6 separate regions of the Mus musculus genome follow, and regions 1, 2, 3, 5 and 6 are each linked to region 4. The links are chromatin loops, found by intact Hi-C in ENCODE. Cell type or tissue: left cerebral cortex. All regions are shown on one strand. Region 1 has its middle 25 kb from the start of Gm29968. Region 2 overlaps Kidins220 (kinase D-interacting substrate 220). Region 3 overlaps Kidins220 (kinase D-interacting substrate 220). Region 4 has its middle 93 kb from the start of Gm29835. Region 5 has its middle 110 kb from the start of Gm29835. Region 6 overlaps 4930480M12Rik (RIKEN cDNA 4930480M12 gene).

Region 1 (5,000 bases), 210 kb after region 4:
ATGTTCTGCCCACTTTGTCCTTTTGAATTTGCTCTAGCACTCCAGCCTGTGGATTCAGGCTGTAGAAACTCGAGTTAGAAACTCCCTCCTAGACATGCCCAAAGGTTTGTCTCCATGGTAGGTCTAAATCTGGAGTTGACAAGATTAGCTATCAGTCTATTCTATCCACTAGTATTTGTGATCCTGACCCCAACACATAATTAGCCTTATCAGGGACTAGACACACACACACACACACACACACACACACACACACACACACACACACCTGACAGTGAAATGATCACATTGCTTCCCTCAGTCTCTGTTCTGGTTTCCTATTGCTGTGAGAAACACTCTGACCAAAAGCAACGTGAGGAAGCCAGGGTTTGTTTCATCTCACAACTCCAGACCGTAGTCCATTAGTGAGCCACGACCAGGAGGGAGCTTGGGACAGATCTGCCTGCAGTACCTCTAACCAAGGAACTCACTGCACAGCCAAGGAGGTACAGCTGAACTAGAGAGAATGCTGCTGGTTAGCTCGCACAGAAGCTAGCCTATACTCAGCTTTCCTATCAGTTTTAGGACCTCCTACTTGGAATGGTACTGCCCACAGCTGACTGGAACCTCCTATGTCCACTCACAGTAAGACAACCCCACAGACATGTCCACACACCAATCTGATTAAGGTCATTCTTTTATTGAAGCTTTTATTGTAGACTGTCTCAAGTTGACAATTAAAGCTAACCAGGATAACCTCTCCTAACTTATGTGTGTTTCTTTCTCTCTTTATGGTGTATATATAATTACTTAAGTTCTATGGTCATGTGTTCATCTGAGTGTGCTCTTTACTGGCGTATGCAACCTTTCTATTCACCTCAAACTCTGACTCTTTGTTTATATATTTCATGATGTGCCAACTTTCCATTGAACACACACACACACACACACACACACACACACACACACACACACACACACACACACACACCTGCCAAACCCAAGGACCATTTCAGAGTAAGGTAGGAGAGGTGACATATATAACTGTCACAGGGGTATGGCCAGACACGTGGGTCATGCTTCAAAGTCCAGCAGTACATAGGAGACAAGCAGACCTCCAAGAATTCACTAGACAGCCAGCTTAGCCTGCTTAGAGAGCTCTAGGCCAGGGAGAGTTCCTATCAATAAAGGGGGAGGGAACAGCAGCTCTTGGGACATAAGCCTGAACCTTACCTCTGGCATCTGCTTGCATGGGTACACACCTGAACCTGTATACACACACACACACACACACACACACACACACACACTCATGTTTCAGTGCTGTAAATAGAGACCTGGGAGGAGCCTTAGATACTGTTGCTATGGATGCCAAGAGCCAATCTATAGGTGACTGAGCTTTGCAAGCTACGGGGCACAAGGCAAAAAATAGCTTTTCCTCTTGGCCACATTGCCCACACCTGGACTCAGCTGGATCTCTGGGAGATGTAGCCCTAACGGGAGCTTCTCGCTAATGTGAGCCTCAGGAGAACTGAGGCAGGGGTTCTGGGCAAGAGCTCACCAATAGCAAAGTCCCCTTGTGCTCCCCTGAGGTCAGTAGCCAGGGAGACAAGAGGGCATTTGCTCTCATGTTGGTCACATCATCCTGAGTGGGAACCTCCCGGCCTGGTGGGAAGGGACAGAATCGTGCTGCCGTAGGGGAGGGGTCATTAGCAGCTATGGGTTGCCGGGATGGTTACCTTTTCCAAAAGGCCTGAAGTGGAATGGGGGTTGGGGTCTGGCGAAGCTGGGGTTCAGTGTGTAAGGACTTGCTGGTAATTTACAGTCTTTCAGGAGCCTTGCATTCTTCTCAGAATTTTTTCTGCCAAGTTTTTGTTTCATATTGGGCCTTTTCTCTTTTTGGGTAAAAATATCTCATGGCTGGCCCAGGCCCTGGAAACCACAGGGTTTCCTACAGCAACAGTGCCACCTGCTGTTGAGAACAAAGCTGGTGATTTCTCCAAGGAAATTCTCTATGGGGTCCAGGAGGAGTTCAGGTTTCCTGTGTTGGTAAGGGGAAATGGATTCATTCAGCAGGGAATAAATACTGCTGTGCTGAACAAGCAAAGCCAAACGGAGGGAGGTCAGGGGTAGGCAGAAGAGGGGACTCATGGGAAGTGTTTTCAGGATTGAAAAGAAAAGTGCTCTAAGGAGTCCTGTGACCCAAAGGAGCCAGCCTTAGATTTGATCTTCCAAAAAAAGTTAAACAGAGGCAATCCTTCCTAGTGAGAGCCAGGAGAAGTAGGGGCTGGTGAACCCCAGCTGTGTGTCCACCCTTGGAAGCCAACAGCAAGCTGTTTAAGAGAGTGCTGCTCCTTAGAGAAGGCACCCCCACAGTCACCAATTCCCAGGTAGGGACTTCTGAGCCCTGCTTGTCTATCTGTCATACGGGGAGAGTGAGCTTCTACCCTCTTTCCTTCTGTATTCATGGAGGTTTCAGGCCACCATTGGACTTCCATTGCCATAGTCCCCTGATTTCCTTAAAACACTATGAACCATAACATCCATAGGCATTCAGCTTCGATGACTATGTTCAGTTTGCTTTCTGCTTGGGGGAAGAATTCTATCATTCTTTTACTTCACCTTAATTTTTAATGAAGGCAGGATTTGAAAATTATGATCTAGGGAGCCTTCCCCTTAAGGTTTTTAAAATAGGAGGACCAGTAAGATGCCCCCCTGTCCAGGTGGTTATGGAAACACCTTCAAAATGATCATTTCTGCATTTCAGCTTTCTCTTTTGTTGCCAGCTTGACAAGATCTGGACTCTTCTTTGGGACAAGCATCCAGGCATACATACCTGTGAGGAATTACTTAGCCTTTTGACATACTTGGGGGTGACTGGGTTAGTAAGGGTGGCAGGAGTCACACTTAAGGTCTTAAGACTGTATAAAAGGAGAAGGGTGAGCTGAATGCAGGCATTCATTGCTCCTTGCTTCCAGGCTAGATATATCCAGTTGCCTTAAGCACACACTACATTGACTTCTCTGACATGCTGGAATATACTTTTGAACATCAAGTCGAAATAAACCTCTGCCCACTTGAGTTTCTCTTGTCAGAGTATTTTATCACAGAAACATCATAAGAAATGAAGCCCAGCTTTTATTTAGAACCTGGTCCATTCAGTACGTGCCACTAATCTCTAACGATGCACGTTTTAGGGCAGAAATGATCTGGAGTCTATGGGTGCTAACAGCCATCACTGTGTGTATATATACTAAGAATTCAGAGTAGAATTAAAGTATTAGCTATGTTTTGTTGCTATGAGAGAGAGAAAAAGCATGACCCAAGACAGTTTACAGGGAGTTTATAATTATGGGGAGTCATGGCAGCAGGAAGAGGAAACTGAGAGATCCCATGTCAATCATACACACACAGGAAGTAGTGAGAACAAACTAGAAGTGACGTGAGACTATGGGTAGTCAGGGTTGTATCCAAATGGCATGCTTCTTCCAGCAAGACCACACCTCTCCAAGGTTCCAGAAACTTCCCAAACCGCACTGCCAATTAAAGACGAAGTGTTCAGCCACAGGAGCCAATGGGGGTCACTTTCTCATTCCAACAACCAGCCCAAGAATGCTGAGTACATCTCAGTTAAAGTTTTTATTGCTCTGAAGAGATACCATGACCATGGCAACTTCTATAAAAATAAAGCATTTAAATAAGGCTGGCTTACAAATTCAGAGGTTATCCCATTATTATCACAACTGGAAGCATGGTGCTGGAGAAGGAGCTGGTGGTTCTCCATCTGAATCTGCAGGCAGCAGGGAGAGAGAGGGAGCCACTGGGCCTGGATTGAGCTTCTGAAAGCCCACCACCCTGAGCAGAGTGACACACTTCCTCCAATCAGGCCATGCCTACTTCAACAAGGCTACATGTATGTCCTAATCCTTCCGAATAGTGTCACTCCCTACGAACCTAGGAAGGGCATTTTCATTCAAACTACCACAGATACTTCATTCATATAATTCTCTCCCACCCCCAAGAAAAACATCCTACAAGGGAGACTAATTTCCAAGTTGGAAATACATCCCCATTTATTTATGAAGGGATGTCGGAGATGTAAATGAACCCCATAAGCAGTTTGCAGTGCTGGGCAAACATCCATCTGCAGGAGCCAGTCACCCATGGAAGCCGACCTTTCTGCTGCAACATCCAACTCTCCTCATTTTCTGTTAGCTGCCACAGCTTTGCCATGCTGCTTCCGGCTACCATGAAACCCAAGGCTGACCACTCACCAAGAGGCAGCAACTGCAAAGAGCTAAAGAAGGACTGCTCCCAAATGAAAAAGAATGATGGGTTTTCTTCCTTAGGTCTGCTCTTCCTCCACTGTCAGAGTCCCACCAGCTCACGGTTGGAATCTGGAATGTTCCCACAGGCTGGTGGTACTGCTCCACTTTGAAGCCTGTGGATACCGAAGCAGTGGGAGCCTGGATGGTGAAAGGAGGTCACTGAGGGCTGGGCTAGAGTGTGGGGTTACACACCCTGGTTCCAGCCTGTGCTCTCTGGCCCCTCTGCCATGAGGACGCACTGCCTCACACGCCTGTCAATAGGGCACTTTGCTTGCCAACGCTGTGCTTTCAGAGTTAGGCTGAAATCCCTCTGAAACTATGAGTTGAAGTGACCCCTTTCCCCCCCTCCCCCGTTGTTTCTATGGGAAATTCTGTCACAGTAGTGAGGAAAGAGCTATTAGAGTAGCATGGCTCTAACCTTTACTTCACACAATCAAACATGGCAGCACCTTTGCTCATCATGTAAACCTTTGAATATTCACAACGAACCCCACTTTCCAGATGTAGAAACAATTGAGGACGACTCTGGGCATCAATAATTAGCAGGAACCCAGATGGTCCTCACCATGTTCCTGTGATGTCTAAGTAAGAACTCATTCCATCACTCCCAGATGACACATCCCCAGCCCTGATGGCTTCAGGATCTATAGTTCTGCTATCATCCACTTTCCTGTACAGAGGAGATGGCACTTT
Region 2 (5,000 bases), 1.0 Mb before region 4:
AGAAATTACTGGAGAAAAAAAAACCAAGGTAAAATTTGTTGTTATTTAGGAAATTGTTCCTTGTTGTTGTTTTGTTTTGTTCTGAGATAGGGTCTCATTGGCTGGCCTGGAACTCACTGTGTAGACCAGACTGGCCTGGAACTCACAGAGAACTGACTGCTGGGAAATAGTTCATGAGAGCCCATTATGGACAGACACAAGTGTAAATAGTAGTATTTACTGTAGAATACTCATGTGCAAGGCTGGCAGAGATCCCTGTCCCAGGGATTCTACGCACAAGCAACGTATAAACTATGTGATTAGCAACAAGCCCTGTGGAAAGGATGAAGAGAGGAACATTAGGGAGATAAGGAGTAGTGCTGCCTGTGCAGGACAGTCCTCACTGAGAAGAGAACTAAGCAGGGACTCCTAAGTGGAGACAGATAGCCAAGTAGAACCCTAGGAGGTGAGAGGGCCTCTGTGCTGCTGAAGACGGCTAGCAGTCATGGAGGTGGTAGAACATAAATGCTTTTGAAGTAATATTGACTTTGAATTATGGATAATCAAAACCTGGACTTCGGGTGCTGGAGAGAGCTGGGCAGGAGCACCTGCTGCTTTCCCAGAGGACCTAGAATATTCGCTTCCCTTTGGAGACTCACACCCATCTGTAGCTCCAGCGCCAGGAGATCCAGCGCCCTCTTCTGGCCTTTCCAGGGACCAGGCATACACAGTATACAGACAGATATGCGAGCAATATTTGGAGATACCCGTCCACATAAAAACAAGTAAATAAGTAAATAAATAAAAATTTAAGAAGCCACAGACTTTGAGTAACACAGTGGGCATTAAGGCTAGGGAAAAGAATTGTTCCAAATGATCTGTGGGAGTCCGCTTTGTGTGGGAGCTGAGGCATCACCAGCATGGCCTGCTTTCTCACCTTGATCTTAGACCTTTCCACCTGCTCTTTTCCTGGCCCGTCTTCCCGTCTCCTGCCTCATTTTTCTGGTCATTTTTTAGTTTTTGTTTCCTCCTTAAGATGGTAAACGCCATAGATTATAACTTCCTTCTGTTTCCACACCCATTGAAGGGACAGAGTGAGATTTTTGAAGTGAGGAAGTCTGATGGTGCGTTTGTGTGGCTCCCTCAAGGTGGCAGGTGTGAAGCCCTGCTTTATCTTGAGTGGGGTCCTCCAGACGCTTCATTGGCTCTGGATGCAGGGGAAATGTTTCTTTCATTGTTCTGATGTGAATCCCTCTACCCTACTGTAAAGCTTAGTATAGGGCTGAAGCCCTACACTAACTGGGGACTACCTACTTCACCTAGAGTTTGCTGGCTCCTTCCTTTCGGCAGCTCGCACTAAAATCACAGCAGCATTTCTTTAGCCCGTAACCAAGTTTATGTTTCTAGGTTCTTATGTTTATAAACCTTTGGTGAAGCAGTGGGTTGTAGTCCTTTTTTGCAGGTCTTTCCCAATACAGTCTGTTCTTACAGATGATATTCTGTGTCCTACTAGAGTCAATGTATCAAGGTATGATGGCACATGCTTGTAATCTCAGCACTCAGGAGGTAGAGGCAGGAGGATTGCTCTGAGTTTAAGGCCAACCTGAACTACATATCAAAACCATGTGGCAGAACACCAAAAGTTAATCAATAAAGTAAATGAAGGCCATGTGTAGTTAGATGGCTCCATTTTGTTCTGCTAGTCAGTTTGATTGTTAGGTATTTACAGTTGCTACAGTTAGACCTGTGCTGGGTGCACGCTAAGGACTGCACTACCTACCACGGTGCCTGAGCTGCTCTTGAAGGTGGCAGCCAGTGGACTGGGTGTTGTGCCGAGCATCCCATGCCGTGCTCTGCATAACCAAGGGAAGCGGAGAGCAGGAGTTACGATCTCTGAGCTGCACTGGAGTTTCTCCCACACAGTCTTCTGTAGTCGCAGAAGATAGCTGTGGGTCTGTGATAGGAAGACACAGTTTTCAGTGATATGCATATGAATATTTAGAATATGTTATCAGTAGGAAATTTTCCAGGTACAAACTTTCTAAAACATAAATTTATTATAGCTATTAAAAATGCAGGCTTTTAAAAAAAAAATGCAGGCTTTTGCAAACTACAGAAAACTCTACATACATATTCAGTTCTAATTGTGTCTGAGGTGGAAAATGTCTGAAGGTTGTTGGTGTTCCTTGGCATTTTGCTTAAGCTTTTACACCTTTATGTTCAGTGAGTGTCTGGTTTTTTTCTAAGTAGGTTTTCCTCTAGCTTTTCTTTTGCTGATCTGGAGAGAGAGACACACACAGACAGAGAGGCGGAACTGACTAAGGACCAGACGTCTAAGGCGCATTGTGTGCACTATACTGCTGAGCGGTTCCTCCAGATACTGTTTTGCTTTTGATAGGATAAAATTGATTTAAAAAGTAGTTTATCAGTATTTACATTCATGGTATCATTGTCAACATTTTATGCTGATAAAAACTAGGAAATAATGGTAAATGCTCCAGAGTCTTGTGTAAATACCATCAACATGAAAACGAAGTATATTATCAAGACTATTGAGTACAGACAGGAAAGTCAGTTTCTCGAAGTATGCTTTAATGTGTAGACGTACATTTAATACACAGAAAATGTATTTTTATCAGGTTGACTATTTTACAACATGGGAAAATGACGTCATGTATTTTTAAACAATTTCAACTATTGAAGGACCCATATTTCCTAGAAGTCTTAGGATATCCCTTTACAGATCAAACAAACTTAACATTTTTGTACAAGAAAAAACAAAACCAGTGTACTGTAACAGTGTGGGCTTATTTTGAATCTGAGGCGAGGTACTAATGCTGCAGTATTCAGCAAGTCCACAAGATGGGGCTGTCTCACTGGAAATTTTACTAGCATGACTGGCCATGAGCCCAGTGAAGTACTTTTTGCTTTCCCATTTCTATAGCAGGAACATGGGGGCTGGGGGAGTGACAGTGTAATGGAAGGTTGAATTTCTATTCATTTCATGTTTCATTCATTCATTCATTCATTCATTTGTGTGTGGGAGTGCCACGTGGAGACTAGGAGTTAACCTTGGATGTCATTTCTCAGACATTGTCTTCCTTGGTGGTTTTGAGAGCTGTCCTTTTTTGGTTAACTAGAAGATAAGGTTTCTCAGTAGCATGTAACTTACCAGAAGGCTCGGCCGGCCGGCCAGTGAGCTCCAAGGAGCTGCACGCGTTTGCCTTGCCAGTGCTGAGATTACAGGTATGTGCCAGCATTCACCGTGTGCATATGTATTCATGAGTAAGCAGTCTTCCCGTCATAGGGACCTTTATCATCAGGGAAAATCGAAACCGTAGTCATGTAAGTGCACACAATCATAGGACGTAGTATTTTCAGCTTTGTAGTTCCTTTGTCTTGCAGATTTTTTGCATGTATGTGTGTTTGCATCCACACAGAGTATCTGGGTAGAGGGGTGTTGTAAGTGATCTACTACTGATCTTCCAGCTCGCTCCTATTCGTTTTTTTGAAGAAAAAAAAAAAAAAACCTCATAGATAACAAGAAGAAAGAATTTTTTTGTCTGCTTACATATTTTGGCTTTAAAAATATTAAATGAACCAAATTTGGTGGACAACACTTTTAATCCCTGCACTGGGGAGGCAGAGGCAGATTTATCTCTGAGATGGAGGACAGCCTGGTCTACTGAGCTCCAAGGCAGCCAGGGTTGCATAGGGAGAACACCTCTCCCCCCCAAAAAACAATAAGTAAGTAAGTAAATAAATAAAATGGTAAACATTTGTCTTAGTTAGGGTTTTACTGCTGTGAACCAACACCATGACCAAGGCAACTCTTATAAGGACAACATTTAATTGGGGCTGGCCTACAGGTTCAGAGGTTCAGTCCATTATCATCAAAGTGGGAACATGACAGCACCCAGGTACGCATGGTGCAGGAGGAGCTGAGAGTTCTACGTCTTCATCTGAAGGCTGCTAGTGGAATACTGGCTTCCAGGCACCTAGGGTGAGAGTCTTAAGCCCACACCCACAGTGACACACCTACTCCAACAAGGCCATACCTTCTAATAGTGCCACTTCCTGCCCAAAGCTTATACAAACCATCACAACATTGCTGATGTAATTAAAGATTAAATCTTTACGATAACATGCAAAGGTTTTGCTTTAAGCTGTAACACTATAGACTAGCTTTGAATTCAGAGTTCCCATTTGCTGTACCTAACATCTCTTATCAGTTGGCAGGAACCTATGATATTGTCATAGTCAGTGCTACCTCAAAAACCTAGATCTTTTGTCTCATTTACTTTCATCTGAGCATTTTAAAATACAGATTCCTGATGCCAGAAATCAGGCTGAGATCTTTGGTGGTCGACACTGTGCTCAACTTTGGTCTCTCTCCCTCTTTTTTTTTTTTTTCTCCGAGACAGGGTTTCTCTGTATACTCCTGGCTGTCCTGGAACTCGCTATGTAGACCAGTCTGGCCTCGAACTCATAAATCCGCCTGCCTCTGCCTCCCAAGTGCTGGGATTAAAGGCATGCGCTACCACTGCCCGGCAACTTTGGTCTCTTATGAACTATTTTGCTTCTCATCTTTTTACTGAAAGCATCTTATTATCCTAGATTAAAATTATGTTTGGTCATCTCTGTTGCCATCAGAGTTAGGGTTACTCTGCTCACTCCCATGCACCTAGGCACTGTGCTATAATGCAGTGACATCCGTACTGTGAAACATTTGCCAAGTGAATCCTATGCAGAATCCCTAAATAAAATAGATCATAAAACTAATTTATTCAAATTAAATATTTAAAGCAAGTTAATTAGAAAACTGGGCTGTTTTGAAGAATTTATGAAAGTGAAAGTTATGTGTGGGGGTTTTGTCTTTTATTGTCTATTGTAATGCTAAGTGCTGCCCAAAGACCTGGAGTCTGCACTTAGCCTCTGGGACCTGCTCCCAAGTTAATTTTGATTGATGAATAAAGATGCCGACAGCCAATAGGTGGCCAGGAGAGAGGACTGGGATTGAG
Region 3 (5,000 bases), 1.0 Mb before region 4:
ATGGCTACTAAGGCATGTCACTTGGGGCAAGAGTGTCAAGTCTGTTCAATAGAGAAAGTCTGCCTGTTCAACACACAGCTCTTGGACAATAGATTCCCATATTCATCCCTACCTCACAACACAGACAAGAAGAAGTCAACGTGCCCCACCAATATTTTATTTAAGATTTATTTATTGATGTATTAATTACACTGTGTCTGTCTTCAGACACACCAGAAGAGGACATTGGATCGCATTACAAATGGTTGTGAGCCACCATGTAGTTGCTGGGAATTGAACTCAGAACCTCTGGAAAAGCAGCTAGTGCTTTTAATCACTGAGCCATCTCTCCAGTCCCCCACCTATTCTTTTTCAAGCACAAAATTTTGTCAGAAAGGGTAAAATTTTAGAAAGAATGTGTGTATGTGTATGTGTGTGTGTGTCTGTGTGTGTCTGTCTATCTGTCTGTCTCTTCACTTGGCAGATATTTATTAAGCAACTGTGCTATGACAGAATTCTAGGCACTGGAGATGTACTAAAGTTTTGACAAAGTTGGAGTCAAAACCAACTTTAATGGAAGGGACAGTCTGGAGAGGGAGTAAGATGTTTAAGAAGATACTTGCACTAGTAGGTGTACATCTGGCGTGCAGGAGAGTAAGGACCTTAGGTCTGTCATAGAGGAATACGAGCGTCCTTCAGGTAGGCTTCCCTAAGCAAGAGAATTGTGCTGAATGCAAAGGATGACTGAGAAGTAAGTGGGTGAAGACAGGAGGAGAGAGTGTCTAGGGTTTTGTCTGTCTTTCCAAAGATATTAGTAGTAAAAAAAAAAAATGAGTTTTATGGGGCTAGAGAGATGGTGCAACAGTTAAGAGTACGTACTGAACGCCAGAGGACTCAAGTATAGTTCCTAGCACACATATGGCAGTTGACAAACTTCTGTCCCATGATTTTTTGCACTCATGTGCACATATATCAACATTCAGGCATATACACCTATAATTTATGTCATTTAAAATTACTTTTAAAATGAGTTGTGTGGTATCTTTTGTTTCTGACTCTGGCATTACAGTGGGTGGCTTTTGTTGTTTTTTCCTTCATTGCTAGTGATTGAACCTAGGGCTTTGTGGGTGCTAAGCAAGCACCCTTTCATGAAGGTACATCCCCAGCACTGAGTGGGCCTTTCTGTCTGTATTATTGTGAGGGTCGTCTGGAAGTTAAGTTTGTCTCAAGTGTAATACAGTTCCAAGGCAGATGAGAGCTTATAAAGATGTTTGGATTGCCTAGCATTCGTGAAACCCTGGGCTTGATCATCAGTGAGTGAAAATTGGGAGGTGGAGTGGGGTGGGGGGGTAAATCTTAATTTTAATTCTTTATTGGATAATCACATTATTAGATGACCAACTTCAGAAAAAATATAATGTCCGTTTCATAAGTTATACATTATGGACCTTTAAGATATAAAATTTTCCATTTAATTTTGAGCCTTACTTTGAATAGAATTGACAGGAATGACTTATGTAAATTCTGCCAAGTAATTTATTTGTGTCTTCTATAATAAAGCACTGTCATTTATCATCAAAATGCTTTAACTTACATGGATGTTGGCATTAACAAGTGCTGTTCGATCAGTGGCATCAAAAGAAACTACACTCAAGCTTCCTGGGAGCTCAGTGATGCCTGTACTGTAAAAATGCTTTCTGTGGGCCATTTAACTGCTGGCAACTTTAGTTCACATGATTCCTAGTGCTGAAAATTTAAATTTGCTCTTAATTGAAAAGTGAAGTTATTTAAATTCTTTAAATGCTAACCTTTGGAAAAAATATCTGAAAAATAAAAGCCCATATGATTTTGATGGCCCACTGCCAAAAGATTATCATTTACATAAACGTCTCTTTTAACAGAAGGGCTTAATGCATTGAGCTCAAAAGGTTAGAATAGAGACTCCAATCTGGAGAGCAGCAGTAGACGTTTGGCTTGTGAACAGCCGCATTGTTCGCCACGCTGAGAACACTGTTCGCATTCAGGCTGAAAGCAACGCTGGCATTAGGATTCGGTTAATTTGTTTCATGTGACTTGTCAGCTGTGTGTTTTTATCTAAATCTTCCTAGCCTCTTCTTTTTGTGTGTTACACTTCTGAGAAATGAACTGCCTTTTTAACTGTTTCATTTCTAGTGTTTTTTCTACGTTTGCAAATGATACCATGTGATCGTTTTCCAGGTTTTCATTACTCATTAAATGTACTTAATAATCAGTGAGGATGCTGTTTTACTTTATTGAAAGCAATGGTATCTTAAAGAGCTTTGTGCTGTGTGCATGTTTGAGTCTGTAGCAGGAGTCTGTGAGACTCACACAGAACTGCTCGCCCTGTTTTCTCACGAGCACCCATTCTTTCCTTGTTTGCTAATTTTGTTCTCTGGATCTTCCCTCAGATGACTTTTAATATCTGGCTACCAGCCAAGTACTGGGTCTCAGCAATAAAGTGCTGATCCCAAAGAAAAGATGCAGCTGTTGCTAATCTTAGGGTTCCATCTCACTTGGGAAGAGCAGGCAAATGTTCTTTCCCCTAAAATGGAGCCCTAGTGCCACCCAGGAGCACAGGCTCTTGAGTAACTGGCCAGTGCTGTGAGGAGAGCTTCTAGAGATGCTGTTACCATAGGAAACGTGTGCGGAGGCTGTGCGGTCTCATGGCTGGCGTTTGCCTAGGTCTGCAGAGCTGTCCTCCCAGTCAGAGAGGTGGCCATGCCACCACTAGGCAGGTTTCCTCCAGGTTCATCGTGGTCCTGTTACTCTCCTCCTCACCTCCCCAAGTTCCCTGGGAACTGTGATCTGCTTCCTTCACACTGGCCAGATTCCTTACTTAATATAGCTGATTATGAGGTTTGCCCCTGTCAAGTTCAACACAGTCTACTCCCTTTTCCTGTTCAGTTGTATTCTGTGATATCAGCCTCCATCCACTCTGTACCCATCACTTAGTGGACACTGGCCCTTCTCCCAATTCTCCTGTCCACCTGTTTGAGCATCTCCGTTGTGGTTTTCATTGCTTTATCTCTGGAGCATTCGCTCACACATCTCAGATCAGCTTACTTACTCCCTGGTGGTTAGTAGGGAGAACCCAGAAGAACTGGAACATTCTGGCCATTTGTTTACTTTCAAGACAATTTCATATTGATCATTGTAACATTGTCTAGTAAGTGTTTTTAATGACTAAAATTCACTTATTTTTACATTTGAGAATTTCTGATTGATTCAAAATTATTTATGGTTTGAACTCATATAAATATGAGTTTATATATATACACACACACACATACATACATACATACACATACATACAATAAAAGAGTACAAATATATTACTATATTTGATTGACTAAATCTTATCCTTTCCAGGCTACCTTCTGTGTTTTATCATATCTATTATACAATAAGCATATATTAGTTTTACAATAGAAAATAGCCTTTTATAAAGGAAAAAAAACCTGTGCTGACACTTTTTTAGTTTGTGTGATTTATTTAAAAAGCTTTTTCCCTGGGGGAGGGGGGGGGAAGAGCCACGGTGTCACATTGAAAAATCCCAGGTTGGGCCCCCAATGGAGGAGCTAGAGAAAATACCCAAGGAGCTAAAGGGATCTGCAACCCCATAGGTGGAACAACATTATGAACTAACCAGTACCCCGGAGCTCTTGACTCTAGCTGCATATGTATCAAAAGATGGCCTAGTCGGCCATCACTGGAAAGAGAGGCCCATTGGACATGCAAACTTTATATGCCCCAGTACAGGGGAACGCCAGGGCCAAAAAGTGGGAGTGGGTGGGTAGGGGAGTGGGGGGGGGTATGGGGGACTTTTGGGATAGCATTGGAAATGTAAATGAGGAAAATACCTAATAAAAATATTTTTAAAAAAGAAAAAAGAAAAATCCCAGGTCTCAGCACCAGCCTCTCCCTCATTGTGTGATATGGGTGCGCTCATAGCCCAGTTCAGTCAGCGAGCAGGAGCAGTTGGCTGTGGTGTACCTGGTGTGTCTTCCTCTTTCTCATTGTCTCTCTAGTCCACACCCATCAGTGCAGTTCTGACTTCCTCACTGTCACCTTAGTCGTCTTGGGACTGTATTATTATTTCCCTCTTTTAGGTTCTTTGAAGGATATTTTTGAAATGAGAGCCAGTGTGTAATGTGCTCCTTGTGGACAGAAGCAACAAGGTTTAAGAATGAAGAATTTGATAGCAGCATTAATGGATTTTTCATTTCTTTCTTTTTGAAGAATATCAAAGAATATCCCAACAACTAAAGATGTTGAGCCACTTCTTGAAATTGATGGAGATATAAGAAATTTTGAAGTGTTTTTGTCTTCAAGGACTCCAGTTCTTGTGGCTCGAGATGTAAAGACCTTTTTGCCATGCACGGTAAACCTGGATCCCAAACTACGGGAGATCATTGCAGGTGGGTATTGTAGTACAGCTTTTTTTTTCTTAAAAGTCCTCAATTTTTTTTCATGTTCTGTTCCTTCTCTTCTCTCCCCCTCTCACCTCTTTCCTTCTTTCCTTCTTTCCTTCTTTCTTTCTTTCTTTCTTTCTTTCTTTCTTTCTTTCTTTCTTTCTTTCTTTCTTTCTTTCTTTTTGTTTTTTTCTTTCTGTTGTTATCTTACTTAGCTATCTAATTTTTATCTTGCTTTATGAAAAATTAAGAAATTTGAATGGAGCATCCACAGAGAAATTAGTTAGAGTAGGACTGGGCTGTTGACCTCTCAGAGTGTCAGCTATTTACTCTACTGTGTCCTTGTGCTTGCTCACCAACTCAGTTCTCCCTTTGGAACCCTGAACTTCTGTTCTTTCACATATAGTCTTGACGCTCAGATGCCACATGTTGTAATTGTCACTCTTTCATCTTCTGTTCTAATAGGGACATCCAAGTTGAGCAGAAAACAAAAATAAAACTTTACTTTCATCTTAAGTTTTTAACCAGGGCTTGAATATAACAAGGGTTAATTTATTTTAAGGCCATGCTAGGGACTAAGCCCAGGCC
Region 4 (5,000 bases):
TGTGTTATCAGGCTTCTTCTTATAAAAAAATGCATAACTATATACTAGTCCCTGTTCACAAAGTCATCACGGTCCACAACATGACCTAAGTGGAACTCACGGAGGTCCTGTCTACCCTCAGCAGTCTCCAGAGGGTTCTGGTTAGCCTGTCTCCACCCTTCTCTGGAGTTGCTACCTGCCACTTCCAGGCTTTACTTAAATCTCATCCTGAAATGTTGGAGTTCAAGAGAAGAGAGATGCAGAGAGCTGTTACCTATCCCAGAGGAGCCAAAGACCACATGTCCATCATAGCGGGCCTGCAAAGCAGGCCTCCCCTCTCTTGAAATGTTCTTGAGGTCTTTACAACGTCTGAACACTGGAGAGGAGCCACACCTGCATTTCTCTTGGGAATGTTCCTCATTTTATCAATGAAATCCAAACAGAATGGATAAGTTCGTATTGGAGAACGGAGCTTGAAGGCAGAAAGGAGTTAGCATCCTACAGCAGCAGGGATGGATGCTCAGCCCTAGGTATGGGGGACTCTGAACAAAGATGGGGTGAGGAACATACAGCTCTTTGAGTGCTATTACCCAGGACCTGGGATGGGGACCTGAGTGGTATCTAAGACAGAAGAAGAGTGCCATGTGACAGAGGTGTGTGGTGGTGGTAGAGTTACAACTTCTAAGAAAAAAGAATGATGTATTTGGCTATAGAAACAAGGAGACCCTCAGTGCTGAAATACTGTTTCTGAGCCAGTCATTCAGTGGACAATAGTGTCATCTGCCCACAATAGTGGACAAATCCATCTTTTTGTCTCCCCAAGACTCCCAGTACAAAGTGGACAGAATTGACCAGGGAACCTCAGAGAATGAGAGAGGAGTTTCCTGTCTCCAACCCTCCCAAGAGTCACAAAGCCAAGCATAGAGAGGGATTTGGATCTGAGGTTCTTTAGCTTCACTCAGTCACTTGCCTGGTGGCTTCTTATGTCATCCCTCAGAGCCTAAACATGATTTTTGTGGCCATAGCAAGACCTCCATCTGAAACTGAGGATCAAGAACTTGCACCCCATTCTGGAATACGGCACCTGCCCATCTATGAGGACTTTCCAATGCACCACGTTGTTAATAAACTGGAGATAGGGAAGGTTTCTATGTTATAGAAATTGCCAATTACATGATTGTTTTCCTATTGCCGACGAAACATCATGAAGGCAATAAAGAGGAAGAGATATAACTCTTTTGTATGATTTACAAATGACTCCAGTAGATAAAAAGAACCTGAGGGCAGGGGGAGAGAAACCAAGTAGAGTGTGCAGAACTTCACCGGGCGCTACAACAAACAATGGGTGTAGAGAAAGTCAGAGCTGGTTTTTGCACAACCAATCAGCCAGCTAGAAAAACAGTAGTGAGTAAAAATACCCTGGCAGGGGTGATGCTACCCATAAAGTCTTGGGGTTACCAAGTAAGATAATGTGTCAGAGACAAACTAGATAGGCAGCAGAGATAGATGCTTCTCTTCCCGGGTGCTGAGAAGCAGCCTCTAGATCCCCAGCCAACGGGGACATTCGTGACTCAGGATGTCATAGTTGTTGCTGATGTTTTACTGTTCTGTTTCTTTATACATAGAGAGGAAATTCTCAACTCAAGTGATCAGTTAGCAGAGTAACAACCATAGAATATGAATTTGGAAATTCATAATCACTTCTGAGGGCAGGCAGAGAGAATAGCTTCAACAAGGTTTTGTATTCAGAGAAATGGGGAATGACAATCAGGGCACAATGATTTGTTGGATATAAATGGGGGTGTAAAAAAAGCCATATATATGTACATAGTAGCCCCTTCCTTTCCTGGGTGGGAATTAGGAATACAGAGGAGCTGTGAGAAGATACCAAGACATCATGATTGACGGATTGATGCTGCCCTTGGGAATTGTAGGCTGAGAGTCTCATTGGTGGGATGAGAGGACTAGGAGCTCAGGAGAGGAGCCCAGGGTGTACCCCTTTGGGTCTTTGGTCTTCACTATTCTCCACTCCACAGAGCAAAGCCATACCAAAATGGGTATTTGAGTATAACCATCCATACATAGAACATCTCTCTTAAGTGTAATTGAAATAAAACTCTCTGGGTGATCAACAAGCCTAAAGACCTTGTCCTGAAAGAGCAACTATGAGACCCCTCAGAGCAACTTTCTAGAGGGGACTCACCTACCCCTGCAGCTGAGTTCCTTATTTACAGCCACATAAAATTCACTAATCACCTGAATTTTGTTGCAACACAGTGCCATCTAGTGCCCAGTCTGGCTAACACCAAGGGACTGTTCCCCAGGGAAGTATTGACTCGCCTCGGAATCTAAGCTTCTGGGCTGGACATCAGGCATTTTGGAAGAAACACTAAGTTTTCTGACCTCCCCTCACTCCCAGCAGGTGGAGAAACTGTGTCTACAGACAGACAAGAGCTCCTGACACAAACAGACCGGAGCTCACATGCTCAAAGCAGTCAAGGTCCTGGTCCTCAAGTTCCAGTCAGAAGCTGTGCCTGTAAAACAGAGTATTCGTCTTCTTCCATGGGGGAAGTCTACTCTCACAGATTTGCCTTTAACTAGGGGTTTGGGTCAATTGTGATGCAGTTAGAAGAACTTGAATAGTCAGCTTGCTTGTTTAATTCATCATTAAAATTTTACATATAAAATAATTATCCTATTTTAAAAAAAACCCTCTGGCTTGAAATTTCAAGACTGGTTTTAGACATACTCTGAGTGGTTAGGCTCAGAATATGTAAGACGGAAACAAAGCATGCGACCCCAGCCCTCAAACACTGCCACACACATTGCAGCCTTCCTGGACTTGCAGGTGGAAGTGATGAGCAGTTCACTACAGGTAAGGCAATCCCTGATCTTGTCTTGCTGCCTTTATGTATCTGCGATGTTCCCTTACTTAAGGGAGACACTTGAGCTTCTAAGCCACACTGAAACCCAGGCGTGAAGCCAGAACTCCCCAGCACATTTTATCCAGGCACACAGGGAGTGTTTTACGTATCTTATCCTGTTAACCTTGCAGCGTTACTTTCAGACATGTGCTGCTTTCTGCATCATACGAATGAGGAAAAATGGGCAAAGAGAAACAAGCATGAATGTGAAGGTGGTCAGCGTGTACATGCCAGTCCTGTGGGTAGATGGGAGAGGGGACAAGGCTCTGAGCCCAAGAAGGCTTTGGGCAGACACAGAAGCTGTTGTGAATGAACTCTGCACCAGTGCCCTGCACCTTCAATGAAGTGCAAGGTAATATAGTTAGGTACATCTGTCTCTGTGCATACATGTCTAGCTCTATATAGGTAGTGTCTGTCATTTACCTCTATTATGTCACCTATCTATCGTCTGTCATGATTTTATTATCTATCTACCTATAATCTACTACCTATTGCCTATCTACTTATATATAATACATATGTAATATGAGTATATATAATGATATATAATATATTATATATGGGTTATTTTAATATATATTATATAAACTCTATCATTATCCTTCTATCATGTACCCCCTATTTTCTATTGTTTTACTATCTATCTATCTATCTATCTATCTATCTATCTATCTATCATCTATTATCTCTTACCTATCTACCTATCACATATGTATAGTGATAGATAATATATGTTACATATGAGATATACAATATTTACTTGTTATATATAATCTCTGTTGCTATCCATTATCCTTGTATAAATTATGTACCTCCCTATTATCTGTTGTTTTATCATTTATTACCTGCCAGCTATCTTTTTCTATCATTTATCTATCACCCATCTGTCTATCCATGTTGCTACCTACCTATCTATCATCTAATGATCACACATCCTACTATTAAGAAGCTATAGGTTCAATGACACCAGTATCTACGAGTCCAACACTGTGATTATTAAGCTTGATGGACTCTATCCTGGAGACATGAATCCTGATTGCTGTATTTAAACTCATCACTTCCTGTCTCAGCTCATTGACCACACGAGCTTTCCAATTTCCTTATGACACATTCTATCTGAAATTAAGACAAAAATACTCCTTCCTAATCCCTCACTACCCTCCATGGTAAAATGACATCACTTGTCAAAGTCCACTCCCACTTCTATCTGTCTTTTCTCCCTCATTGACCTGTATTAGTGAAACGTAGATTGCTTTGATAAGCATCATGACCAAAGGCAACATGGACAGGGAAGGGTTTATTTGGCTTATGCTCCCCAGGTCCTAGTTCATCAGTGAGGGAAGTCAGGGAAGGTCAAGTCAGGGAGCTGGAAGCAGAAACTGAAGCAAAGGCCATTGAAGAACACTGCTGACTGGCTATCGCCTCAGGTTCATATTCAGCCCTGTGATAGCACTACCTACAGTAGGTTGGACCTCACCCCAACCCCCGACATCAATTATTGATCAAGAAACTGCCTCACAGACTTGCCTACAGGCCAATCTGATGGAGACATTTTCTCAGTCAAAGTTTCCTTTTTTCTTAGTGACCCTAGTTTGTGTCAAGTTAAGAAAAATCTGTTTCAACATATACACATGCCATGGTGTTCACACAGTCAGCAAGCCTTCAAACATAATTCTCAGGAGAGTGACAAGTGTTAAAATTGTTAAGGGACCATTTACTATTATATATACTTAACAAGTATTTTTATTTTTATATACTACCTTAATAACCAAATGTCTGTTTCATTTCTTCTGTCAAACACCACAATGATGCTTCCAGAACGTAAACTCTGTCTTGGAAATGCTCCACCTGAATCCTTGAAAACAACACAATTTCTCTCTGCTTGAATTTACACGGTGCTTTGCAAAGCTGCTGGGGTCTCCTGAAGCGTGCAGGGAGAGAGGTCCGCAGCAGGCACACTATACAGGGCACAGGGATCACTCCAGTGTAGAAGCTTCATGCTCAGCCCTTTCACTTGTCTGCAGACAGCATCAAAGCTCTTTAGCCTGGCTCACAGAACTCTAAACAGTTCTCCAGCTTTTCAGTTGTCTCTCCCCC
Region 5 (5,000 bases), 210 kb before region 4:
TCACACCAGAAATGCTGGCTAGTATGTGGGGGAAAAGAGGCTTTCTTTGTGGTTTGCCAGCTTCATGGGCTGACACATAAATAAGCATAGGTAAATAATTTTCTGGAAACCAGCCAAGTAAAATGATATGTTCTCAGACCAACCTGGAGATCCGAGTCAGAAGTGAGGCCATCTTTGCCACAGTGCTCATGCATGGTTTACAGGTTCCCTGTTTAGCTGACTCCCTTGGAAGAGTCTGTATAATACCAGATCAAGCCTCCTTAGGTCTTACTCTAAAGACTGTCTCTAAACAGAGCAAAAGAGGAGACAGGCATCTTGAAGCTGAGAAGTGGGAGGGAGAACAGAGATAAGAGAAAAAAATAGGAGTTGAAATCTGTGATGGGCAACCACAGACCTCATGCCTAGGGGATTAAAACACTCTATAGTGATTATCCCCAAATGGATTGCATTGTGTCTTTTCATTGTGATGGTGCTAAAATGGTCACCAGGAAGTCAGAAAGTCAACTTCAGGTTTTCACCAGCATTTGTGTGTACCATGGGAACCCCTCACATGACCTGCATATGTTAGCTAAATGCCCCAAACCAATGGTAGATGCCTGGCATTGAAGAGCTCTGGAGATGCCTTCCTCCTGAAGAGCCACAGTGGCTTTTCAGAAGGCCTCTCTGGGTTTTACAGTCAGAGCCTCTGAAATTCTCAGGGCCCCAGGAGTGATCTTTACAGTCGTTATCTGTGTGTTCCAGGTAGCTGATGCTCTCTTGTTTAAAATTCTCCAGTGAGATTCCAGATTTGTCAGGGTGAACTTCAAAGTCCCTGTGTCCTTTGGTTACTGTGAGCCTTTGCAGGCCTCAGCCCCCTCTCTACGTGAAATATTTTCTTTCTGGCATTTTCAAGGATGGACCCCTTCTCATGTGTGTACGTGTGCATGTGTTTTCATGTGAGTGAGTTGTGTCCTTTATCAAGTGTCCTCTAATTCCTGACCCCTGACTGTTTTGGGACAGGGTCTCTCACAGCCTGCCAAGTAGACTAGGATGGCCGACCAGTGACCTCCAGTGGTCAGCCTACTTGCCTCCCCTTCCGGAGTCTGGAGTTTTAAGTGCTTACTCTTCCCATTCTGAAACTTGTGATGGACACCAAGCTTTCGTCAAACTCAGAGTTTCTCCTGCCTCTGCCTGACAAATGCAGGCACTAAAAGCGTACACCACTCTATTTTGCTGTTTGCCCTGCTCTAACTCCCTTTATTTTATATTCTCTCTGCTTTAACAATCGATGTCTCATCCCACTTTCTCACCATGTTCCTGTTCCATCCTGTTATTCCTCCCCTCCCCTTGCCGCCATCAAGACACTGTTGGTAAGATGCTGCTTCCTGTGAGACCTGCCCTGGAAGTGAGCTGGGCTATCCCTGTTCTCATCGAAGCTTAGGCTTGCTCTGTTGCTGCTCTGGATTCTCTGGGCATTTTCTCACTTAGTTTTCTTTTGCCTCTCCCTGGTGACTTTGACTTGCATGTGCAGTCTGTGATCTAAACACAGGGCACAACTGGTGACAGAAAAAAAAGATAAACAAATAAATGTGAGATAAAGAAATAAAAGGAAACTAGGCGTACTGACATTCTAATAAAGAGGTCTCTGTACTATCTATCATGCAGAGGCCCAAAATGCTGTCATAACCTTTTGCCTCCTCAGGCTGTGTAGGAACCATGCTAACCTCAGCCTCGGCAATGTGACAGATCTTCCTGGAATAACCAGAATCAGGGGGGCTGGGTGTCTCTTGCCCACACCCAGTGCTGTGTTCGCTTTCTGTGTTTCCTGTCTGCCCACTCACGTTTGATTTGGTCTCTTTCTCATCAGTGAGGCTATTTTCTTTCACAACATATGCTTATTTTTTATTTTGCCCATCCTTTTGAAATGCTCATGTCTCTCTGACATTTGTCAAAATGGTTTAATGTTTTTTATTTTATAAATTCACGTCTTTAGAGACCTGCCCTTGCAATTTAGGGATACAACCACCAGGTGGCAGGATGGCTTTCAAACTACCAGGCTCAGCCTATTGGCTGAATTCTGTAGGAAGTAGGTGTCTACCCAACTTAAGAATGGCAGCCCCTGCAGGGCACTTCTAGGGTGAGAAGCTCAGGGAGGGAAGACAGCCATTTAGTTATGAAAATGGAGGGGAAAAAAGTCGTCTGTGCAAATGCCTGGGGTCAGCAATTTAGGAGCACTGATTACCATCCATGGCGGTCCTTCTCCTCAAGAGTTAAGTCATCTGACAAGGTGTCCTTCAACCATGTTGGACACTGCCTTGATCTCACTCAGTAGGGATGCTCCATCTCTCAAATAGCCCTTTCTAAGCAACCTTTAGCACTGCCATGTCACTGATGTCTGTCCGGGTGGGTCTTAGAGCTATTCCCTCTTATTTGCCCCCTCCTCCAAGAAATCTGTCAGAAGAAATCAAAGGAAAAATTTTAAAAAAGGCCATGGTGGCTGTGTTCCATGCAATGTTTTGTTCTGTTTCCACCAGAAGGGAAAGATTCGAAATGTCCCACCACCTGGGTCCACTTGGTTTGCCTGAAGTTAATTCACTCACCAGCTGTCAGGGCTGCTTCTGTCCTTGGGTGAGATTTGGCTTGCTCACCCACTCTTCTGAGCTGCAACTGGGCCTGGCCTCATTAGAAGCCATGTGGCCTCCATAGCTGGCACCATTACTGTCCCTGGAGTCAACCCGGATTACATCAGCCTCCTCTGATGGCCCAGAGCAGATTTCACACTTTTTTTCCTCTTTCCAATTTGTGCTGTTTGGTTGCTGCCTTTGCATCCTGGGGAGTCGCTGTGTGGTATGCAGTCAGAGGGGCTGCCATGATTCTCAGTCTTGCTCTTACAGCTCAGCCCCACTTCTCCAACTCAGTGCCCCCGGGGGACTCCAGGTGGGGGTGAGCTTACAAACACTATCCACTTTAAATTTTTTTCTGAGTAACTCAGGTTGGTACTGTAGATGGTGAGGTTTTTGGCAGACTTATACTCCCCATCCTTTCTAACAGATGCATGGGAGAATCCCAAGAGTGCACACGGGAGCATATCTTTGTTCAAAAGGCTGGGCAGCCTTCTATTGACTTGACCCACACCAGGTGGGGGATACACATAGAGGCTTTCTCATGGAGTTAATGAAGCTGAACAAGAATTTACTCGGGTCTTCTATCACATTGCTGGGTACCATTTAGATGGATTGTGGGTGATGAAAATGAGCTTGAGTTATGCATGAGAAACGTTAAATTCCAGTCTTCACTGCACCCCTGTAAATACCTGCGCTGTTTAAGAGATATAAGAATGCATACTGCAGAAGACCAACATCGCCCAACAGGTGACAGAGACTCAGAACAACACTGTTCTGGGTCTTTCTAGACCAAACCTTGCATGCTCTCCTCTGAAGCAGTTCATGTCATTCCTAAGTCTGATTGTTTTTCAGTTCATAAAAGCAAGACTTGCTTAGTATAAAAAATTCAAAGACGTAGACAAATACAGTCTTTGAACTATCTTTGGCCCATGAGTCAGTGTTAACTTCACCAAACGATTTGATGTGTCTCCATTCTGTGGTTATTGTCAGCAATATTTCTAATACACAGCTAAGTAGATCAACAGATGGGCCAACACTCAGTTAACTCTTTCTCCATTGGTCTAAATTTGAGTCTTGTCTCACACAAATGGCAATCACAGGGTAGAGTTTGAATTCCCCCTTCAGGGACTATCAGTACTTGGAATATTTCTTGGCCAATAGCCTCAGTGCATGTGAAGCTGATTTGCACACTGGCAACTCGAAGTCCTGTGTGCAGATGCCTCACTTATCTACCTGCAGAGACGATGAGAGGAAATGCGCCACAGTGTCCGCACATTCTAGGAAGAGAAGATGCCATCTTGCTGACTATATTTCTCATGGGATTGAACACCTTCTATTTTGGTCATTTAGAGACAGGTTTTTCTATTCTTACTTTTTTGGTCAGTTATATATTTTATTTCCACTGTTGGAGATTTGACATTGCTATCTTCTGACCTGTTTATACGGAGTATATAAGTAGCTGATATATTTTATATCATATATTTTATATAGATCTTGATCTTTTCCATTTTACTCTGAAACATGAGAAGGTGAATTTGTCTTTCCTGGTTCCAATGAATAACAGTCCTCTCCCACCTCTCACCACAGATGCACACGGAGAGGCTTGGGCCAAACAGGAAAGTCATCCAAGTACCAGCTTACAGAAGGAAGTAAACTATAGCCAAGCCATTATTTTTTGACCTTCTCTGGTGTGCCTCCTCCTATTTATTCCTTCTCTCTCTAAAACTCCAAAGGAAAAGGCCAGGTTTTCTTCTATATCAACACTCTCTTCTGAAGATTTACTTATTAGCTTATTATTTGTGTGTGTGTGTGAAAAAGACATAGCCATTGCTCATGACTGTATGTGCATCATGTGTGTGCAGGGACCCAAGGAGGCCAGACAAAGGCAATGGGATCCCTGGAACTATGGTTATAGGCAACTGTGAGCCACGAACTATGTGGGTCCTAGGAAGTGATCCTGGGTCTTCTGCCAAACCAGTGAGTGCTCTTAAGCACTGAGCCATCTCTCTAACCCCTATCTCCATTGCCTTATAAACACATTTTTGATTATTCGGAAAACCTTTATTGCTCTTATTTTATAAAATATTCAAAAATGTAGTATATAAGGAAAAATTTGTTTTTCTCAAAATTTGTACTATTAATTAAATTTGTTCTTTTACACTTTCATATACATACACCCTGCATTCAAATCACCCTCATTCCTAACCTTGCCCATCTCTTTACTCTGCTTGCACATTCCCCTCCTTATTACAAATCCCATTCATGTCTACTAGTTTTGCTTTGTGATCCACTGAGTTTAACCAGGATTATCTACCTGTGTGATCACATGTTTGGCATTATCTACTGGAGCCTGGAGGGCTCAGAAATGGGTAGACAACTGAAGATAACAGCTTCACC
Region 6 (5,000 bases), 150 kb after region 4:
AGTTTTCTCTGACAGAGTTCATGGTCCATCAGAAATGAGAGCAGATATCATGGCTGACCATCAAGTACAGGAACTCTGGTGAGAAAGGACTCTGCTGGCAGAGGTAGAGTCTGGTATGCTAGGCAAATTAGCACAGGATTATGGGAAGGTAGTGAAACATGGTTTAAAAAATAAACAAACAAAAACCTTAAACCTAAACTAAAAGAAAAAGACACATAAGAAAGAAGTGATTCTCACTTCTATGAAAAATAGAGCTGACTTTGGGGTAATCCCATGGGTTTCTGGGGTGACCGAGTTGATTGGAAAAGTTGTACAGTCTATGTGAGGACTCTGTGTACATGGCCAGCCTAATCCTGTGGAGTCTCATAGAGACCCATCAAATGTCTAATCTTTTGAATGCTGGCCTTACCTAATCCTTCCAACTTGGTAAAGAACTGCTTTGGCCTCACTTTGCGAATGAACAAACTGATGATTGCAAAAAGCAAGGTCTAGTTCACATCATTGGAATCATACCTCCATCTCTTTATAGCACCTGCCTCTGCAATAAAAGCATGAACTCCCCAAGAAGAGACTACATGTTTATTTAACACAAGCCAGCCAGTAGTCAGCATCTGGAAAGTACACCAGTGAAAATGTGGTGAAGAAGAAGACACTGCGAATGACCCAGCTCTGTGCCTGACGGGATGAGATACTCTGCATAGATCCAAATCAAGAGATTTATATTGGCAGTCCTTGCTTTGAGACGCAGACTTAAGCACCATTTTCCTTTTCTCCAATTGTATGTACACACACACACAGGCATGCATCTTTATGTGAAGTGGACTGGTACCTCTGCATTCATTTTAGTGTGAATGTGTGAAGGAAGAACCAGTGGCTGACAGGAAGCACTGCACACAGTAATGTTTAAGTTTTCGTCTCCATTTGAATCGTGCCTGTGAGAATGTAATGAAAGCTTAAATCAAGATAAGCTGCAGTAGTCAGATTCCTGCTCACAGGAGTCAGTCTCTTTTGTTTGTAGGAGCCTTTTTCTTCAACATTGAAACGTATCGCAATGTTATTTGGCCTGTTTATTTTGGATAGACAATCTGCACAGCTAATTGTACCACCATGTTAAGTGTGTGCGAGGTGTGTGCATGTGTGTGTGGTATGATATGTCTCTGTGTGTTCATGTGTATATATCCGTGTGTCCCTGTGTACATGTGCATGTTTATGTGTATGTTTGTGTTTGTGTATGATCATGTGTTACATGTGTGTGGAGGTCAGAGGATGTAGTCATAAGTGTGATTTCTCAGGGGTCACTCACCTTGCTTTTGGAGGCAGGGCCTTTCATTGAGCTGGAGTTTGTCAAACGTGAGAAGCTGGCTAGTGACCCTCAGGGATCTTCCTGTCCCTACCTCCCCAGCACTGTGGTTACAAGCAACAAGCAGGGGCCACTGAGCCCATCTTTTCACACGGATGCTGGGGCTCAAAGCCAATTCCTTTTGTCTCTAGACTGAATGCCATATCTGCTAAGCCATATCCTCAGCACCTGCATCATGGTTTCTTTGCTTTTAAAGATTCATTTATTTTTATTATGTGTATGTGTGTGAGCCTATGTAAGTTTTTATGGACCATGTAAATGTCTGGTGCCCACAGAGGCCAGAAAAGTGTATCAAATGCCCTGGAACTGAAGCTGTAGGTGGCCACGTCCTGCCCATATGTGTGCTGGGAAGTGAACCCATGTCTTCTAACCCTTAACCATTGAATCATATGCTTAGCTCCCCATGCTAAACCATTTTTACTTAAGGAAAAATAGAAACCAGTCTTGCTTGCTGCCCTTATCCAATTGTCTAAAGCAACCAAAAAACATGTCAAGGGGGTCATCTGACCCTTCCTTCTCTCTGGAAGCTTCCATCACACAGGGGATGTCGTAGTCAAAGGGACTAAACAGCACTAATTGTAGCTATACCCCTCTTCTGTATGTCCTTACTATGTTTCTCCAGAAGTCCACCCTAAAGCAAGAAACCCCTGTGTCAAGAGAGCTGCTGGTCTTTACGGCTACAACAGACATGCCTGTTGCTTCTGACTTGTGTCTGGTCACTTTCGAGACCAATCAAGACATTTAAGAATTAAAGGCTTACTGCTTCTTCAGATGCTAATGTCTTAGAGCTTCAATAGCAGTTATAATCATGGGCTGACAAATCCTGCTTCATTAGAAAACGTTCTTTCCAGGCAACACCTACCTAAGTGTTACAGTGGATCCACAACTGGAAACACTTGGAACAGGCAGTTCATGCCAAGAAAAAAGAAGGAAAAAGATCACAATTTGGATACTTATGCATTTTTCTACATGCAGGACCTTATTTTCATATTATTTATTCATCAAGGATCAGATTATTCTAAATTTCTCTCTTTCCCTTTACATTGGAAGTTAATACAATAAAGCATTATTAAATGCACACCAACTGGCAAACTGTTCTTTGAGCATCACTGTCACCAAATTGCTCACCCCCTTCCCCAAGGCAGAGCACTAAAGCTTATACTATCTTTATTTTATTTATTTTATTTTTTTTGCTCCTATCTTAACTTTTGGGGGAAGGTTAAATTATTCTGAAAGTTCTGAGCCATCTACATATTTATTCTTTTTAAAGGTTCTGTGGTGTGTTAGCATCTGTATTGCCAGAAAACAAAATTTTCTTCAAAGTTATTCTTGGGCAGGCCTGGGACGCAACCCATATGTCCCACAGTTAGTGTAGCTCAAGGTTTTAAATTTATGCCACTTTTTCCAAACTTGACTGCAGTGTTCTTTGGTTTGGTGAATTTGTGGCGCCACCTATAGGTCAGATCTCAGAAGTTCACTTTCCTTTATCTGAAAATCATCTTTCAAGTTATGTCATTAAAATGATGGCTCTGAGGGTCTTGAAGATTTCAGACTGAATAAAAATAAATAGAATGTCCTACAGTAACAGAGGGGCATTATCAGCCAACCTAGGTCCCTAGCCTGGATGAACGAGGAAGAACAGACAAAGAAGTATTTTTCATTCCTTCTAACCTCTTTAAACATTTCCCCAGCTCCTATCACAGACTAGCTTCTTTGGGAGAGGATATGAACTTGAGCCACGGGCTCTTGGAGAGAGAAGACCTCGGTGGCTGTTGGGGGTAGTGTGTATTATATAGAAACTCAATAGAAAGCAAGGAGGGTCCAACATTCCTGTTTCCTTCCTCCCCTGTTGTCTAGATACTTGTGGTGCGGAGATTAAAATTTTCAGGGATGGAGGCCAAGGGAGAGTTTCACAGCACAGCACTCTCACTAATAAATATCTCTCTGAAAACAGCCACAGCCCTCAGAACTGTGATTGTCCTCCAGTCTCCATCCTTGTGTGTGACCACCCTTGCTCTCTAAGTAATTAGAACCATAAAACTGTGGAGAACCCAGCAGCGCTAACCTGCCTAATATGTGGGTAAGTGACAGAACTAAGTCTGCTTTAAAGCGTGGATTCAGACCCTTCTTTGCATCGTCATAACCCACATGCGGGTTGTGTGCCCAGGCCAAACCCCTCAACACACATCCATAAAGAAGATGCAATTTGCTATATATGGATTGTGTACTTGAAGAGCTTTAAAAATCAAGCCTTGGATCGAAAATAAAAATTAATTTTTAATATTTCTGTTAGTCCATCTGCCAAAATGATGCCTTCCTTTTTAATTTTTTTTAAAAAGTCTTCAGTCTAACAAAGAGCAGTTGGGCAGCTATGGATGGAAAAAAAAAACTCAGCAGTCAACTGCCTTGTAAATTAGAAGCTGTGGTTGTAAAGACGGATTTGTGCAACAGTGGGAGTGGAGAGTGTGTCTGCCTTGTAAATTTAATTAAACAGCAGGTGCAAAAATCAGGTCATATGGCTTTGATGTGCCCCGTGCGAGGATGACAACCAGACAATGATTCTAATATGAAGAAATTTGCATACATTTGCATCGGACCGCAGAGAGCGCTGGGCCCTTGCCACGTTCTGCATTTTATATCTAGGAAGTTGAATAAGATTTGAATGAACGATTTCTATTTAGACACAGCGGAAAAATACAACGAGCTTGCGGCCCTCGCACAGAAGGCCGTGTGGCCAGCAGGGAAAGCCTATGAGGGACACTCTGAAAAGCAACCGCCCGCCCTCCTTAACAGTGGCAGATGCAAAAATGCTCAAAATGGAAGGAAGGAGACAGTGGGGAGGGAAGGGGAGGGGAGGGAAATGTACTGTACTTTGATTTTTTAAGACTTTCACAGAAGGTGCCACATTGAATAAGCCCTTCCTTCGTGGCTCATTCTTTTCGCTCCCATCGTCCCTGCTGTAAATCCTTAAATATAAAAATCAGAAAGACTTCTCAAATGAAGCAAGTATCATCTTATATAATTGGCTTCTGCTTTTAAAGGAATGTCTCTTTTCCTGTCGGATTGTGCAAACCTCATCTTCCGTAGCGACACACCAGGATGTTTAGTGTAAATGATGTCCTCTGTGCTTATGTCTCCTGGCATAGATATGAAAATATTGTGAATACATAATCCTACTGCTGGCCATCAGCATTTTCTCTGGATTGTTCAGGAGAAAGCAATGATGGGGATTGAAGCCAACTGCTCCAGATGAGCTGGTGGGTGCAGAAGTTAAAGGGCTTCAGAGGAATCCCACTGGGCATCTTGACAATCAAGGTACCCTCTGTGAGAAACCACCTGGGCAGGTATAAATCTCATTGGAAATTGTTCTGGTCCCGCATACACATACACGTCTGGCTAGTCCTCGAGTCCCGGGTTCTGAGACTGACTGGAGCCCCTCCTGGCCTCTGCAGCATCCCTCCCTCCTGAGAGGAGCCCCTGCTACCCACACAGAGTATGCTGTAGGCCAGCCTTGATTTTTATGAACAGTGTGATATGATGTCCAAAAGAAAGATATAATTTGGTTTCCTGAGGACTTATTTTACTGTCAATTATTGATACCAATAGTTCCATTATTATGTATATGTGGGTGTTTCAGTGG

The links. Hi-C counts contacts between places; a loop is a spot of excess contacts. Peaks named below come from ENCODE experiments on the same cell type or tissue, not always from the same donor. Only the 100,000 strongest peaks of a DNase experiment are listed, where the experiment ranks them.
Region 1: a loop joins it to region 4, with 2.5 times the contacts of the local background. A loop is called at or near these places in 2 of 42 quality-filtered maps.
Region 2: a loop joins it to region 4, with 4 times the contacts of the local background. A loop is called at or near these places in 18 of 42 quality-filtered maps.
Region 3: it touches region 4 in a loop (2.6-fold over the local background); 18 of 42 quality-filtered maps call a loop at or near these places.
Region 5: it touches region 4 in a loop (2.3-fold over the local background); 26 of 42 quality-filtered maps call a loop at or near these places.
Region 6: it touches region 4 in a loop (2.8-fold over the local background); 10 of 42 quality-filtered maps call a loop at or near these places.

What each region holds. Positions count from the first base shown.
Region 1 is chr12:26,275,523-26,280,522 of GRCm38, forward strand. No RefSeq gene overlaps it. Among named protein-coding and RNA genes, the nearest start is that of Gm29968, 25 kb to the left of the region's middle. In left cerebral cortex, a CTCF peak has its summit at 1,943 (motif pointing left); a DNase peak (open chromatin) is centred at 1,917.
Region 2 is chr12:25,024,688-25,029,687 of GRCm38, forward strand. All of the region lies in intron 22 of Kidins220 (kinase D-interacting substrate 220), which reads left to right. Among named protein-coding and RNA genes, the nearest start is that of Gm36236, 52 kb to the left of the region's middle. In left cerebral cortex, CTCF peaks have their summits at 677 (motif pointing left) and 2,834 (motif pointing right); DNase peaks (open chromatin) are centred at 648, 1,823, 2,307, 2,861 and 1 more place.
Region 3 is chr12:25,032,215-25,037,214 of GRCm38, forward strand. Kidins220 (kinase D-interacting substrate 220) reads left to right here. Exons shown (of 32, transcript NM_001081378.1): 23 at 4,240-4,418. Among named protein-coding and RNA genes, the nearest start is that of Gm36236, 59 kb to the left of the region's middle. In left cerebral cortex, no CTCF peak of the experiment used is centred here; DNase peaks (open chromatin) are centred at 1,975 and 2,462; H3K4me3 peaks cover 407 bases; H3K27ac peaks cover 1,055 bases.
Region 4 is chr12:26,069,498-26,074,497 of GRCm38, forward strand. No RefSeq gene overlaps it. Among named protein-coding and RNA genes, the nearest start is that of Gm29835, 93 kb to the left of the region's middle. In left cerebral cortex, a CTCF peak has its summit at 2,273 (motif pointing left); DNase peaks (open chromatin) are centred at 2,271 and 2,930; H3K27ac peaks cover 886 bases.
Region 5 is chr12:25,862,563-25,867,562 of GRCm38, forward strand. No RefSeq gene overlaps it. Among named protein-coding and RNA genes, the nearest start is that of Gm29835, 110 kb to the right of the region's middle. In left cerebral cortex, CTCF peaks have their summits at 1,014 (motif pointing left) and 2,004 (motif pointing right); a DNase peak (open chromatin) is centred at 1,925.
Region 6 is chr12:26,223,796-26,228,795 of GRCm38, forward strand. All of the region lies in intron 2 of 4930480M12Rik (RIKEN cDNA 4930480M12 gene), which reads left to right. Among named protein-coding and RNA genes, the nearest start is that of 4930480M12Rik, 15 kb to the left of the region's middle. In left cerebral cortex, a CTCF peak has its summit at 2,816 (motif pointing left); DNase peaks (open chromatin) are centred at 2,776 and 4,085; H3K27ac peaks cover 2,036 bases.